Linked DNA regions of Homo sapiens: region 2 is linked to region 1. The links are chromatin loops, found by intact Hi-C in ENCODE. Cell type or tissue: heart right ventricle. All regions are shown on one strand. Each heading gives the region's core, and the rest is flanking DNA. Links, peaks and the distances in the headings are about the cores only.

Evidence for each region. Peaks named below come from ENCODE experiments on the same cell type or tissue, not always from the same donor. Only the 100,000 strongest peaks of a DNase experiment are listed, where the experiment ranks them.
Region 2: it touches region 1 in a loop (8-fold over the local background); 10 of 110 quality-filtered maps call a loop at or near these places.

What each region holds. Positions count from the first base shown.
Region 1 is chr3:118,937,873-118,946,567 of GRCh38, forward strand. All of the region lies in intron 1 of IGSF11 (immunoglobulin superfamily member 11), which reads right to left. It overlaps IGSF11-AS1 (IGSF11 antisense RNA 1), which reads left to right and starts at 5,204. Exons shown (of 4, transcript NR_046230.1): 1 at 5,204-5,314; 2 at 6,990-7,118; 3 at 7,996-8,163. In heart right ventricle, for the core only: no CTCF peak of the experiment used is centred there; no DNase peak of the experiment used is centred there.
Region 2 is chr3:118,887,720-118,896,414 of GRCh38, forward strand. No RefSeq gene overlaps it. Among named protein-coding and RNA genes, the nearest start is that of IGSF11-AS1, 51 kb to the right of the region's middle. In heart right ventricle, for the core only: no CTCF peak of the experiment used is centred there; no DNase peak of the experiment used is centred there; H3K27me3 peaks cover 3,885 bases.

The DNA.
Region 1 (8,695 bases), core at 345-8,344:
TGCTTTCTCATTGACTTCTCCCCTTCAACCACAAACATTGCTCAGAGACCATCCCAAGGGCAAAGAGCATGCCTTATACTGAACTAATGCACACTCTTTAGATTATCACTCCTCTTTGTCACTTTCCAAAAGATATCTCTCTCTCTCTCTCATATATATATATATAAAATGTGTGTGTGTGTGTGTGTGTACATATGCATATGTGTATATACATATGTGTGTGTATACATGCTTACTTGATTCCTACATGTCATGGCATATATATTACGTGGGTAGCATTAACTCAGCAGTATCTCCAAAAACTTGGTGTGAACTTTATCAGAATTCTCTTCAGCAAGTTTCCTATTATCACTTCCTCCTGACTTCATATCTGGCTATCAGCTTACGTATTCTACTCCATTTAGGAATCCCCTTTTGGGGGGCATTTAGTAACACCAGGCCTGCATTTCGCATGGCCATTGATTAGTGCTGCCCCTTTAGACAAAGCAGGAGCTTTCCACACTGCCAGGATCCCCACCCACTTCCTGTTATTCCACGATATAACCCACTTTACTCCATCATGTTACCTGTCTGACTCCTGTGGGCATTTATGTTTGCAACCCCTTATTTAAAACTAAGCAAGTAATGTGATTATAATTAGCCATAAAGAACCAAGGCACAAAAGCAGAACCAGGCTTTGCAGTGTTATGATGGACATGCTACTATGATTGCTACCACACTCAAAACTGACTTCAGAGAAAGGAGAAAGAAGCAATTCCTTGAACATGAGTCACTATGGTTTATGACATAGGATCTTATTTACATCCTGGCTACAAGTGATTGTACCAGAAATCAGCATTTCACCAAGGAGAGGCTGGACACCTAATTATGAGGTAACTTATAAGATAATATAGTTTGGGAAAGCAAAGAGTTTGGGAAAGCAGTAGCATGTGAAGAAAGAAGAGTCAAATAACTAAAACAGGCATAGAGAGGGATATTACATAATGATAAAACGGCGTGCTGACTCATCAAGAACCTAACAGTCCTGTGTATGCACCTCACAACAGAGCTTCAAAGTACAAGAAGGAAACACTGACAGAATTAAAAGGAGAAAAAGTGAAAAACCTGCAATTATGGTTGGTGACTGCAACACGTCTCAATCATTAACTTATAGAACAGACAAAAACAGTAAAAACACAGAAGACCTGAACAATGAACTTAACATAAATGAAAACTTTAGGATGTTCTACCTAACACCATAGAATATATATTATTTTAAAGTAGACATGGAACATCCAATAAGGCAGAACATATTCTGGACTATAAAATGAACTTCAGAAATTTTTAAATAATTAAAGTTATACAAAGAACATGAGTTAAACTAAACTCAATAGGAAGAAATCTAGAAAACCATCATGTATTTTTTTTTTTAAATCACTTCGGGCCAGGTGTGGTGGCTCAAGCCTGTAATCCCAGCACTTTGGGACGCCAAGGCAGGTGGATCACCTGAGGTCAGGAGTTCAAGACCAGCCTGGCCAACATGGCGAAACCCCATCTCTACTAAAAATATAAAAATTAGCCGGGTATGGTGGCATATGCCTGTAGTCCCAGCTACTTGGGAGGCTGAGGTAGGAGAATTGCTTGAACCCAGGAGGCAAAGGTTGCAGTGAGCCAAGATCGTGCCACTGCACTCTAGCCTGGGTGACAGAGCAAGACTCCGTCTCAAAAAAAAAAAAATCACTTCTAAATAATTCACAGGTCAAAGAAGAAATCACAAGGAAGATTAGAAAATATTTTTAATTATGTGAGTATGAAAACACAACTTATCAAAATTTATGGGGAAGCAACCAAAGCATTACTTAGAGAAAAGTAACAGCAGCATCTAAATGTGCATATTAGAAAAGAAGAAAGGTTTATAATCAATGACCTAAGTTTCCACCTTAAGAAACTTTTTAAAAATTAATTTAAATTAAATCAAATGCAGGCATACAGAAGCAAAGTATCAAGACAGAGTAGAATTCAATAAAGACAGAAAAACAACAGGGTAAATCAATAAAATCAAAATTTAGTTATCTGAGGTCAATAAAATTTATAAATCTCTAACCAGACTGACAAAGAATAAAGAGAAAAGTCACAAATTATCAATTCAGATATGAAAGAAGAGACATAATTACAGATCCTACAGACATTAAAAGAAGAACAAAGAGATATTATCAGTACCAATAATTCAAACAGCTAACAAATTTAATGGTAAAAGATTTTCCTCCTACAGTAAGGAACAAGGAGAGATGTCTGCTCTTGCCACTTCTATTTAACATGCAGATTGTAGTCACTGCAATAAGGCAAGAATAAGAATTAAAAGACATATAGATTGAAAATTTCAAAGTAAAACTGTATTTATTTGCAGATAACACATCTACATTAAAAATTCTTACAAGTCTACAAAAAACCAACTAATTCTAATAAATGAGTTTAGCAAGGTTTCAGAAATCAAGGCTAATATACAAATAGCAACGATTTTTCTATACAGTAGCAATGAATATTTGGAAATTAAAATTTTAAAATGATACCACTTATAATAGCATCCAAAACATGAAATACTTAGGGATAACCTTCAGAAAATATCTGTAAGATCTGTGCAATGAAAATTACAAAATTTTCCTGAGAGAAATTTAAAGACTTTACTGCCTGGAGAGACAAACTGTGACCATTAGTCAAAAGACTCAATACTGTTAGGAGGTCAAGTCAACCCAAATTTATCTTTAGATTTAATAGAACCCAAATCAAATTTTCAGTGAGCTGTTTTGTATAGACAAATTGCTCCTGAAATGTATGTACAAAAGTGAATATTAGAATAGAATAATTTTCAAGAAAAAAAGTAAGTTATAAAGTAATATAGATAAAGTAGCATTGGAATAAGGACATATAGAGAGTCCAAAAATTGATTCATACATAAATGGGCAATTGATTTCCAACAAAGTTGTCAAAGCCATTCAGGGGGAAAAGTTTACTCTTTTTGAAAAACTGCACTGGGGGAAAAAATAATCTCCATATGCCAAAAAAAAAAAAAAAAACACCTCTACCCTTATTTAATACTTTATATAAAAATTAACTCAAAATAGATAAAAAATTTAAACATATCAATAAAACTATAAAACTTCTGGAAGAAAACACAGGAGAAATTCTCTATGACTCTGGGTTAGAAAAAGCCTTCTGGAATAGGATACAAAATGCATTAACCACTTAAAAATGGGTAAGACCTCATCAAAATTATTGTTTTGATAATAAAACAATAATAAAACAAGGTAAGTTTCTTGTCTTCAAAAGACACTATTAAGAAAATAAAAATACAAGCCATAGGTTGGGAAAAAATATTTTCAAAACACAAGTTCTTGTATTTATAATATCTAAAAACTCTTAAAATTCAACAAAACAAACAGTCCAATTTTTTAAATGCACAAAAGATTTGAACAGACACTTCACTATGCATAGAAAGTATACAAATGAGTAATAACATCCTGAAACGATGCTCCACTTCATTAGTCAACAGGGAACTTAAAACCACATTGAGATAATACAAAACATCAACTAGAATATATTATATTAACACGACAATGCTAAGTGTTGACGAGAATGTAGAACAACTAACTCTCATACATTTCTGAAGGAAATGAAATGTAGTACAGTCATTTGGAAACATTTTCATATTTTATTACAGAATTAAATGTACACTTAACTATACAATCTAGCAATTCCAATTCTAGATATTTATGCAAGACAAGTAAAGATACAGATCTACAGAAAAACCTATATGCAAATGTTCACTGCATCTTTATTTGTAATAGCCAAAATACCAGACACAACTCAAATGCCCATCAACTTGCAAATGGATAAAACAATTGTGACACAGCCATTTAATGAAATATTACTTATGAACAAAAAAAACCTCAAACTTCTGATATATGCAAAATGACTAAATGTTAAAGCTATTGTGCTAAGTGAAATAATCCAGAAACAAATGGCTATATACTGCATGTATCCATTAAAAAAAAATCTACGGAGAAAGCAAAACTATACAGGCAGAAAACAAAGCAGCAGTTGCCAGATGCTGGAGCTGGGACTGAGGGTTAAAGTTTGGCAGAGAATACTACATAGGGCATAAGGGAAGTCCTTGGAGTTACAGAAATAGTGTACATCACGGTTATGGTAGTGAACACAAGACGAGACATTTGTCAAAACATAGCAAACTATATACCTAGACAGAGGGATTTTATTGTATGTAAGTTATACTTTAAAAAAATGTTTTTTTAGAAAAAGGTATGTTGGGAAGCTCACAGAATCATGGAAATGGCTTGAAAAACAAATTAAGGGCTAATCTTCCAGGAAAACATCCATAACTATACTGTAAAACTGGCTTAAGAAAATTGCTGCAACTGTCCCTGTCACCAAACCCCAAATGCCAAAACTTTACTGCAACTACGAATGATGTCCCAGTGCTATATCAGGCACTTAACCCTACAACACTACCATCCTGCAAAGCCATACTCTTATGCTGCTATCTGTGCTAGCAATAGAAGCTCAACATAGAACTTGTTCTGTCACGTTTCTTCTTTCAAGTTTCTTCTTTCAAGTCAGGGCCAGAGACTCTCTATGTGAATCTGACTGAAGGGCCGAAGTCCAAGCTACACAAGAGGCCAGAAATTTAAGTTCTCATTTCTAACACTGGGGAGGTAGACTCATAATGTGGGAATTCCTCCAAATAGAAATACTATTCAAAATATGATTTGTCAGCCATGAATACGACTATGCTGACTACAGCAAGCAACAAATGAAAACAATAACAATTATGTCTTTCTCCTTCTTCTCTCCTACCTCTTCTAAGCCTATCTTTGTCAAGTTGTCTGTGTATTCCTTTATCTTGTCGGCTTTGCAGGGTGAAAAGATGAAACTACTGAAGACCAACAGGCTTCCTGTCTCTTGTGAAGCCTATGCTCACTGAGGAAGCTACAGTGGGGCAGAGGAGGTAGGAGGGGCTGCCTTTGAGCCTGATAAAGGAGAAAAAATACTACTGGGAGGGGAATGGAAGTTGGCCAAGTTCCTTGACAAGAGGAGATGCATGCTCTCCTTTGCTCAGAGGACAAAGGAAATAATGGTGCCTCAAAGAGTATGGCTGTCCTGGAGACTGGAGCTCTGGTCATCACAACATTCCATGTGTCCTACAAGGCACAGAAGCTGCAGAGCAACACAAAGGATCCTGCGGGCTTGAACAAGGGGCTCGAACAAAAAGCAGTTACTCCACAGAAGACCAGAGGGGTCCTCCCAGCATTGTGGCTCTGTAAGACAGACTGCAGCATATAGAGGGGAGCCTCAATAATTGATAATTATCACAATGATTTTTTTAAAAAGGGGTCTCAGATTTGAATTCAACTTGACATTTTAAAAAACAGATAGACATTTCTTACAAAACTTTGTGGAGCCTAGAAATGATGAGTAAAGTTTAAAAATAAATCTTAATGCCCTAAGCATTATATAAGGACTTTAAAAAAGATCTCTGTGCTTTCAAAAATTTCAGAAATCATAGTTTAAAGACAAGGCAGGGAATGGGCAGAGAAAACTGACAGAATCTAGGGGCTATTTTTTCGCTATTTCAGGATTGTCTTTTATTACAATGATAACCCTCTAGCCAAATCTGAACTTCCATGTGACTGGCCTTTTTCAGAGAAAATAAAATTTCTTGCTGCTTAGCTTTCTAAAGGACTTCTGAAAATCTAGGCTTTTAACTTGGATAATGAATAGGGTGAGAAGAATGTATTTTTCTTTCCTGTATACAGAACACTCTCTGACATTGTGATGCTATAGTTGCATGTCCTTATCAGTCTGGTTACTACATTGAGATTTATATTGGGAAATGCTATCTAGAGTTTCCAGATGGCAAGAGGCCAGATAAAGGGCCTTTGCTGTTAAATACAACCATGTACTCTCAACTTCACCACTTGGTTGAATATAGCTCTACTTGGCTATAATGAGCAAGCTCCATTTGTTTAATGAAGCATTCATATGACAAAAGTGGCTAAATCAACAAGTAGAGTTATTTATGAACAAATAAAGCCATCTGAAACCATCAGGAAGGATGTTACATTCTGAAACCAATTAAATTCTTTTTAAAAATGGCTCAACTGAAATATTTTATTCTTGTTCACCAGTAACACTGCTTCTTTCCAAATTAAACACTATTTTTAAAATTTTTCTTGATTTTTAGATATGTTTGTGTTAGTACTAATTTAACTTCTAACTAGTTTAAAGCATTCTTCAGTTTTTAACATACAAATATTTTAAATGTGGAAGTAAAGAGTTTGGTTATCCTTTTAGAAGTTCTCTTGAAGTCTAGGAATAGAGATAGAGGTAATATGGCATCATCATTAGGTTCTAATACAATGTATCTAGGTTTACTTTCTATGACCTTCAAGGCTCTGCTTAATCTGACCTTTGCCTGTTCTTCCAGCCAGTCTTACAGTACTTTCTTCCACAGTGGGCTTTTCTCAGGTTCAGCAACACACTGCACTCTCCCATCTAAGATTTATGTGGTCTATTGCCTTAGCTTGAAATACACACACACACACACACACACACACACACACACACACACACACACACACGATCCCTCTCATTTCTACCCATCCTTCAGATTTCAAAATTCTGCTGACCTCCAGAACAGACTACCCTTCCTTTTTAAATGCCCTCATGACACCCTGTACTTCCTTGATATAGTCACGACACTTTAAATTCTCTTAATAGAGGCCTTTCTCAATTTGATTCTAAGTAGAACCTATATGCTCGGGTCTCAGCACACAGAGACCATAATACAGTAAATGTTCAATATATTTGATGTTCAATGTACTTGATGCTATTCATCAAGAACTTATGTGCCAAGTATTGTTTTAGGCGGTTTATATAAAGCTTAGTAACAAACAAGACTTGGAGGTGATATGATTATTAATCGTATTTTACAGATGAGGAAACTGAGACCCAGAGATGGAACTGGGATTCAAAACAATGTCTAGTGTGACTCCAGAGCCTTTCCTAACTCCTACTTAAAGCCTCTGAGGAATGCTGAAAAGAGCACAGGACATAGAATCCAGGTACAGCTACTGACTAATTGTGTAGCCTGGGGCACATTATTTTAACTTGTTGGCTTTAGTTTTTTGACATCTTTAAGAAAAGGCATAAAAATATCTGCCTCACAAAATCACTTTGAAGAAAAATACATTAAATGCCTTGCACAAAGGAGGTTTTTAATAAATAGCAATTGAATTTGATCTCAAAAAATAACCTAACATACAAATAAGCAGGGAAAAAAAACCAGAAAACAGAGGAAAGAAAATAGCATGTATTCACCTAGTCATATAATCGTCCCAGTAGCATCAAACTTCTCAAGAAAATTGTGGTCATACTCTTATTTTGACAGAGACCTACAACTGTGATTATTAAAAGTAATACAAAGTTACTCTTAAGCATATATTAGGAAGAAGCTTATTTTGGCATGAGTTATTACATATCTATGCTTTCCACCCTGTCACCTCAGAGTAGTCAAAAAACTTCCCATGATGAAGCCGTGGTGAAATTCAAAAATGAAATGTAAATGAGAAGTAGGAAAGAAATGTTAAAAAACAAAAATTGGTAGGAAATGAAAAGATAAGACTAAATGAAACCACAGAGTGCCGGAAGAATAAGCAAGGAAAGAATAGAGGAAGATAATGGGGATAGAAGGCACTGTATTGTTGACAGCATCTGATCTAGAGATTAGTGTTATTTCTAAGCAGATTAACTAAATCCCAACTGTTCCACATCAGGTCCTTTCTCTAAGCTTTTCTTACCTCATATCAGCAAATAAAAAATAAATAAAATTTTAAACACACAAATGAAATTAAAGGAAAAAACCACCCACACAAACCAGAAATGTCCTGGGTTGACAATTCATCCTAATATGCTTATTGTCTCCTTCTGTTCTGTGCCTAGATTAAAATGATGAAAGTCATCAACCTTAAAAGAAGCAAAAAAGAAGAGAATTAGCTCCTCTGTGTAATTTTTTTAAATATAGCATCAAACCATCTTCCCGTCAGCAACAGGCACTGCAGTATTGAAGATCATCACATGAGGGCAGAGGGCGTAAAAAAGGATGGTGTGGTAGGAGACTGTTATTTCTGTCCCAGATACAGAGAAGAACTTTTAACCTTATTGTGCTTTTCCTTATCATAACCTTCTCCATAGCAACCACAGAACTGCAGTAGCAAGAAACAGATGGGAAGACAAAAAATATACGTACATTATTAACCATTGGCTACACACACACACGCACACACACACACACACACACAAACATATATATATATATAAATCCGGAAAAATGAATTCAGTAATGTTTTTTTAAAAAAATCACACAACTTCCCCCCGAAATTTCATATTGCTATGGAAGACTAACCACTAAAACACTAGGCTAGCATAGTATTATTGTAATTTTTCTATAGCACTTATACTTGCAACCTATTTATAGCACTTTACAACAGATTTAATCTCTAAAATGAGCCTATTTTACTTAAAAAAAAAAAAGAAGAAGAAGAGGAGGAAAGAAAGAAATCTTTTGAGGCCCAACAAACAGATTTCTCAATGCTTAGTCCTGAAGAATGGGCTTTCACCTCCCTTACTATTCCTGAATAAG
Region 2 (8,695 bases), core at 557-8,556, 50 kb before region 1:
AGATTTAAAATATGATCGTAGTATAATGGAATAATACTTAGTTACATAAATATTTCTTAAAATAATAATCGCCCAAGAATATAATAGTTATAGAAAGCAAGGTACTGGTTAGGCAAGTGGCTCACGCCTGTAATCTCAGCACTTTGGGAGGCAGAGGTGGGTGCATCACGAGGTCAGGAGTTCAAGACCAGCCTGGCCAGCATGGTGAAACCCAGTCTCTACTAAAAATACAAAAAATTAGCTAAGCATAGTGGCAGGTGCCTGTAATCCCAGCTACTGGGGAGGCCGAGGCAAGAGAATCGCTTGAACCCCGGAGGCAGAGGCTGCAGTGAGCCAAGATCGCACCACTGCACTCCAGCCCGGGTGACAGAGTGAGACTCCATCTCAAAAACAAAAACAAAAACAACCAGCGAGGTACCAACTGTCTACACAGCGTGATTTTAATATTTTTTGAAGTATATATGCATTGGGATAGTTCTCTGGGGCCATTGCTAAGACAGAGGGTACTCCACTGTGGTCAACAATTTGCCTAATATTTCTATGTCGCAGTTTCTTGCAGGGAGCATAACAGAAGAGCATAGCATTCAGACAGTCCTGGAGTCCTGTGTGCTCTTGGATTAACTGTAAAATGTATTCATTTTACTTGGCTGGGCACAGTGGCTCATGCCTGTAAACCCAGCACTTTGGGAGGCCGGGGCAGGCAGATCACTTAAGTCCAGGAATTTGAGACCATCCTGGGCAACATGGCAAAACCCCACCTCTACAAAAAATACAAAAATTAGCCGGGCACAGTGGCACACGCCTGTAGTCCCAGCTACTTGGGGAGCTGAAGTGGGAGGATCGCTTGAGCCTCGGAGATCAAGGCTGCAGTAAGCCAAGAACGCACCACTGCACTCCAGCCTGGGTGACAAAGTGAGACCCTGTCTCATTTAAAGAAAAATAAAAGTATTCATTTTATTCAATAAACACCATTGGCCATAAATATTATGTGCTCAGAACTAAAAAATGTGAAGGTGTTCCAAATCTATCACATGAAGGCAGACATTTAAACAAATAAATGCACTAGTGTTTCAGATGATGGATGGATGATGTACAGTGGGGGCCAAAAACGAGAAAGAGAGTGCTCATTTCTATTGGGAGATAATGCCTGACCTGAGACTAAATAAACATAGGTTTCCACCAGGAAGTCAAGGAAGAAACGAAGAGCAATCCAGGTAGAAAGAAGGAGCACAGAGAAGGGTGAATCTTCGTGGTAAATTCAGGGCTTAGCAGGCATACTGCCATGATTGGAGCACAAGATAAGGTGGGGATGGGGCTGAAAAGTGAAATCTGGAGAATGGAGTGCAGGCAGAATCACGGAGGGCCTTGTGTGCAATGCCAAGGACTCTGGACACTCTAAGCCACTGATTCTTACAATACACATAGCCTGTGCAGCTTTAAGGACGGCAGGTGCCTAGCTCACCCCCAGTAACACTAATTAGTTGGCCCTTGGTGAGATTTGCCATGTTTTATTTTTTTACTCAACCTCTTTGTGTAGGCAGTGAGGGGCCACTTAAGGAATGCAATAAGCAGAGGTGTAGTATCACAGTTTCAATCAGCTACAGTGTGGAGAATGGATTGGAGGTATACAAGATTGAAAGCAAGAGATCCAACTAAAGAGACCATCATGGTGGCCCAAGTGAATAAGGGCAAAAACACAGGCTAGAAAAAATGCAGGTGGAATACAGAGGAGAGGAAGGATATTGAAATGTCAAGTACACAGTCCAGACTTACTATAGAGGCAGGGATGGTGTGAAAGCGTGGGTTGGATCATGGGGTTGAAACTCCCATGATCTCCTGCATCCCTCCTAAATGCACAGGTAAAATAAAAACAGATATTTTCTGTGCTAAAAGAATCACAGGAAAAATCCCCCGCCTTCCCTTCCTCCATCCTCCACACTTTCCAATAACTTGTTGCCTCTAAGTAGTTCTTCTTTCTGAAGTCATAATTAGTGTCTGGGGGCAAAGAAAGGAGACATAGAGGTGGAAAGGAATTAAGAATGACTGCCTTTCCAACACTTCAGGGAAAGTAATACTTACCTCAAGGAGTGAGAAAAAATAAGATAATGGATGGATTGTGTCTGGCACATGGTAGGCTCTCAAAAAATCACTTCCTTTTCCTGGAAGGGAGTGACTGAAGCCCAAGCCCTCCCCTTGCCTGAGCAAAAATTTCTACCCAGCTCTGTTTTCCTCTCAAACATATTTATAAGTTTTCTAGTGCAAGACTAAAATGACAAGATTTCACTTTTTCTCAGACAAGATTTTTTTTTTTTAATCCTATGGAATAAAGTCAGAACTGGATGAAGGATTTTCCCCTTTCTGCTGTGTTCCATCAATTGAGAAGAAACTCTCTTTCCTGATAATCTTCTCTGAAATGTAATATTTTTTTTCATCCTTATACTCAATGGGGGAAAAAAAGTACTAGCAGCAACACATCTGAAGATTCCTTGTACCCATCTAAAAGTTAACTCCTCTTTAGTGCTTTGCAAGTAAGCAAAAACACTACACTTCAAAAAAAAAAGCAAGCAAGCAAGCTGCAGAGGACTCTATGAAAGCTGTTCTTTTTACAGAAGTGTGGTCACAAATCAATGCATTGTTAATGAAGAGTTTCCTCTATAAAACTCTAGAGTTATGTGGAGACTCAAGACTTGCTTATGACTTCTCGCTGTGGGGAGGTGTGGGCTGAGTTTACACAATGGGGGCTTTCAGCCCCATTTACTTCAGAAGAGCTTTGCCCAAGAAGCCTGATGAGAGAATTGCCCTTTTCCCCTCCTTTCCAAAATGTCAGCCCGGATTGTTTCAAGAACTAGGGAGAGCAGTGTACTGATCTAAATCATTGAAATATTCCTTGAAAATTTAAAATTACCAGAAATGCACCGTTTCTTTTTCTTCTGAAAGCACAAACATTAGAAAATACTATATAGCAATTAGGAGCCAGGTTGCCTATATTTGAATCCAGGTCCCAGGTCTTCCCATATAAACTTAGGCTAGTTACTTATCACTTGTACCTCGGTGTTATTATCTGCAAAATGGGATAGTGTTTGTACCTATCTCATACAGTGGTTGTGAGGATTAAAATGATTTAATAGATGTAAAATGCTTAGAGCAGCACCTGACACATAGTTTCCTGTTACTCGATACTATTCAGAAGAGGAGAGCTCCAAGCTGGATCCACCCATGAAGCTGCTGGAAACAAGTCTGCTTAATAACAGATATTGTAAATACTGGACCACAGGCCACACAGACCCACAGGAATGTATAATTAAGCAGGATTTAACTTAAAAAAATTCATTGCCGACATATACAATCCAAGAGAGATACAAATAAGCATTTCTGGCTTCTCTTGAAGATTCAAGAGACCTGGCCATCCTGGACCCAAGTCCTACTGACCACTCTTGGTGGGAGCTGAGTAGCTGCTAACCTCTTTAGGCAGGGCATAAATCTCCAAGTCACCATGCTCCCCATCTGGCCCAGTTCTCTCATTTACTTTACCTTCACAGGCATTTCAGGTTGTGATCTCTATACTAAAGGGATTGGGGCTCAGAAATCACAGCCTCGCCTCTACTTACATCATAATACAGGATCAGCACTGTGAAGTTGGAGGGGTGAACACACCTTGATCTCTGGATGACTGAGAGAGGGGAGGTGAAGAAAAGAGTTACAACCTGGTTGTATGTGAGACTCAGGTCTTCTCTAATCTCTCCAGTAGAACTTCCGTTTTTCTCCTTATAAAATTCAAATACATGACTTAAAAAGTAAACCAGTAACAGCTACAATTTATCTATACCATTTTATATACATTATCTAATGGTATCCTCAGACCTATGATGTAGCAATTATAATCTCCATGTTATATCCCCAGAGAGGCTAAACAGCTTGCCTCAAGTCAGTAGGAAGTGACGGAGCTGGGACTCAAGTGCAGGCCCAGGGTAGCAAAAGGCATCCTTCTACGTAGAATTTCCTCCAAATTCACCATGTCTTCAAAGACCTCTGTGTTCCCCTCAAAACTTCTCGCCTACGGGAATTTCCTCAAACGCATCCTCCCCTAGCAATAGCTCTGACTGTAGAGCTGAAGGTGGTAAGGGAACTAGTGTTTTACACAAATTGCAAATGCCCTAGGAAAGTGATGAGAAAGAATTAAACGGCTGTGAGACCCCCCCGAGTGTGCAGAAATTAAGAGGAGAAAAACTCAAAAAGCTTGACCGCATGGAAAAAATTATTCTAATAGTCTTATAAGTCAGAGATGGTAATTTTATTAAATAATTTTTTTAATGGGCAAAGAATGACTAGAAAGAATAAAGAACTCTTGTCTATGCCAGGCCAAATTTGAGGCAGTACCAAGACCTTTACTATTTATTGGCTATCTTAATGGAAGGACAGTATATGGCAACAGATGAGCAATGCCCTTGGCTCTACATCTTACAAGCTTTATGACCTTGAGCAAGGTACTTAACCCATGAAAGCCTGTTCCTTCATCTGTAAAATTAGCATAATACAGTACTAAAATTGAAAGTGTTGAGGATTCTATGGGATATACACAAAGTGTCCAGTATGCTGTCTAGCATACAGTAGGTGCTCTATAAATGCTGATGTTCTCCCACCCTCTTAATTATCCTCAGCGATTTGAAATTGATAGTAATCAGAAGATAAGTGTGTTATTTTGGAACAAAATGTGAGGAAAAGGGAAATAGGAGAAAGTATTTGGGTAGACAATAATTACCGAGGCTTCTCCTTTCTCTTAAACAAAAAAATGTCCCAAATTGCTATTTTATATGCAGTAGCACTCAAATAGTACTTCTGGCAAAAAGAGTTGAAATACTGAGTAGGTGTAAATGACATAGCTATTGCCTAGAAATTTAAAGCTTCTGAACTACTACGAATAATGGCAAATATCAAGTGTTTACTATCACCAGACACCATGATATTCATCTTATGTGCATTATTTCATTTAGTACTCACAATCTCAAAGATAACTATTATATTGTTTCTATTTTGTAGATGAAACTGAGCCTTAGAGAATTTTGTAGTTTGTCCAATGTAATGGACAACTGAAGCTCATTCATATATATATATATACACACACACATACATATATATATATATATAGGCATACAATCTTGTCCAAGCCTCAAATGCAAAACTGCTGCAAATCTGATAAACTGAGGGAGCAACTGATGGATGATAGAGAAATATGGCTTCAATGTAAGTTATAATAAGCTAAATTATCTATTCTAATCTGACCTCCTAAAATTAATCAGGTATCAACTGACCTCACTGTGTTAAATACATAGTAGGCACTATACTTATTGCTTTGTTTAATAAACTTGTCTCTATCATTAATGTCTTATGATTAAGTCAGAATTTTGTGCCTTGCCTTTACCTAAAATAGGGAAATAATACCTTCTTCACAAGGAAGCTGTGAGGAAAAGCTATAAATAGCTGTATACACATAGAATTTACAAGTCAACTTTTCTCTGAATTGCATTTATTGTCTCAGCATTTTTTCTGTGAAGTTGAATATCATCTTACTTAACACAAGTGATTTGTCCAAAAGAGGGCTATTTGAAGGCAAAACGACGAGGATCCCAGATCTTTCTTTTTAGACATTGGTTCAGTCAGACAGAAATATCTACTGAGAAAAGCAACTGACAGATTACTGAATAGTCTGGGAAAAATGTTTAACCACCTCAGTTTCTGAACTTGTAAAATATGAGTGATGATAGCGTCCATGTAGAAGTGTGATAAAATTAAATAAATTAGTACTTGAAATGCATTTTTTCATGTACTGCCATGTAATAAGCATAACAGATATTTTCACACAAAACCCTTCATAATTACTTAAGATTCTTCCAAACCACTGCATTAAGAATGTTATCTCCACAGCTTTCCCAAACAATACTGCATCTCTAATATAACATCAAATGCCCCCAAGGAACTGGCACAATCATTTGCCACATGAGTAAATGACTCTGATGTGGCCTTGCTTTGGGAATATTCTAATATTTGACTGCTACTTTTAACACTGAAGTTAAGAGACCAAATCATATATTTTCAGTTTCATGAATTTAGCGCATCCTTCAAGCACTTTCTCTGAATACAGCAACGTGTTAAGTGTTGTGACCACAACCAAGATATAGAAGTAGTAGTCCCATATGCTTGAACTTGCATAAACATCCACTCATATACTTACACGACTTGCAACTACTTGCTCACAGATGTGGATCCCTCCTGCAATATGGACTTTTTGAGAATATGGCTGCAGTTACTTCTCTGTTTTTACCTTCAACACCCAGAACAATGTTTAGCACATAATTAAGGATCAAAAATGATTGTGGAATAACTCATTTTATAGTCCAGCAGGAGGGATCAATCATGTACACAAATACAGAAATATAATACAAACTGTGGAAATTCCATTACAGGTAGTAAACGCTATACCTCTTTAGAGAGGACAGTCACTTCTCATTAGACTGAAAAAGAGAATTTATAGAGGACAATGTATTTGAATTGGACTTGTGGTACCAGAAGATTTGGGTGGAGATTATAGCTGGAAGCTGTAGCGGGGGGAAAAATGGAAACAAAAAGAAAAAAATTTACTTCAAGGGAAGGTGAACAGGTCTGGAGCAAAGTTTGCATGTAGAGGAGGCGCAGACGTTAAGAATGAAAGAGGCAGTGAACTATTTGTGGAAGAAACTGAGTAAGTCAAGGCAAGGAGTAACAATTTTATTTAATACACAATTGAGAATCCTTAAAGCTTTCAAATAGTAGGGTACTATGAGATTTGTTTAACTGATGATTATTTCAAAAAGTAATGATTCAGGACTTCCGGTTCCAGCCAAGATGGGATAGGCCCATTACAAACTCCATTTTAAGACGGTCTAGCCTCTTAAAATTAACACAAAATTGACATAACACAACAAGCGAGCATGGGAAGACCCTAAACCGTAGAGAGGCGGCAGACTTCCTGAGGAAGCTGGGATTCCCCCAGTGGGGAGCTGAGCCACTACTTGCACTTAGCATTAACAAGGTGGAAAGAGGTGGTGTAAGGCAGGGCAGGTGACACTGTTTCCTCCTTCCTCTGGTTTCTGCCAATGGGGAGAAACCCTTCACCCTTCACCTACCATCAATAAGCCCAAATGAAGGGGCACTCCACTTCCCTTCCCTGCTCCACTGGTGTCAGCAGGGAATCAGGACATTGGGTTTCTACCCTTACCCTATGACAACAAGTGGTGTGGTGTCACCAGGGCCCAGTTTGTATTTCCTCTTAGGAGCAACAATGTGGTGCAACTTGGTGCTCCACTTTCACCAAGAAGGTATAAGCAGAGCCAAAGGAGAAGCCATCCTTCTACTGTGTTCATCTGCACTGAGGCAGTATAAACATTCCACTTCTGAGGGGGTGCTGTCAGTGAGACCCAATGGTAGACTCAACATGTACAGATCCAGAGTCCCATAATATCCGAAGTGTCAAAGAGAAAATAGTCACTCATCCCAAGAACTAGAAAAATCACAACTTCAGTGAGAAAGGACAATCCACATATGCCAACATCAAGATGAATCAGATGTTGAAAGTATCTGACAAGATATTTAATGCAGCCATAAAGTGCTTCAATTATAAATTCTCTTAAAACAAACAGAAAATTTACAAAATGTCAGTAAATAAATAGAAATGAAGTAATACATGCTACTATATATGGATAAATGTAAAAATATTATGCTAAGTGAAATAAGCCACACACACACATAAAAACAAAACCTCACATATTATATGATACAATTTATAAGACAGGTCCAGAATAGGCAAATCTACAGAGACAGAAAGTAGGTTAGTAGTTTCTGAGGCTAAAGGTGGCATGGAATGAGGACTGTCTGTCAGTGGGTACAGTTTTCTTTTTGGGGTATTGAAAATGTTCAAATATTAAACTGTGGTGATGCTTCTACAACTCTGCATACATATCAAAAACTACTGAAATGTATACTGTATACGAATTAACTTTATGGTATGTAAACTATATTTCAGTATAATTTAAGTTAATAGTCATATTTTATTTAAAAAAGGAATGTCATCAAACTAAAAAGTCCAGTAACTGAAATAATACCTTGCTGCCTGGGTTCAACAGTAGAATGGAAAAAACAGAGGAAAGAATCAGCAAATTTGAAGTCAGCTCAACAGAATTTACACGATCTCAATAACAGAGATATAACAGACTGAAAAAAAATAAACAGGGATAATAACAAAAGATCCATCATTGGAGTCTGAGGAAAGATATGAGAGAGTATTTTAAAAGGTAATGGCTGAACACTTCCCAAATTTTTCAGCTGCTGAAAGAAAAGAATTGTCAACCATGATTATGATATCCAGTGAGGGATGAAAGGGAAACAGAGACATTCTCAGACAAACAAAAACTAATAGAATTTGTTGCCAGTATAACTACTTTTAAAGATCGGCTGAAGGGTTTTCTTCAAAGGAAATGACAGAAAAAGAAATCTCAGACAATCAGGAAGGAAGGAAGAACAAAATAAACCCAGACGTATGGATGCATACACTGGACTTCTCCTCATCAGTTTTAAAAATCATCCCTGATCATTAAAACAAAAATTATACAACATCTTATACTAAAGAAAAAGATATTTAAAATAGCGAAAGAAAAGGGATGTA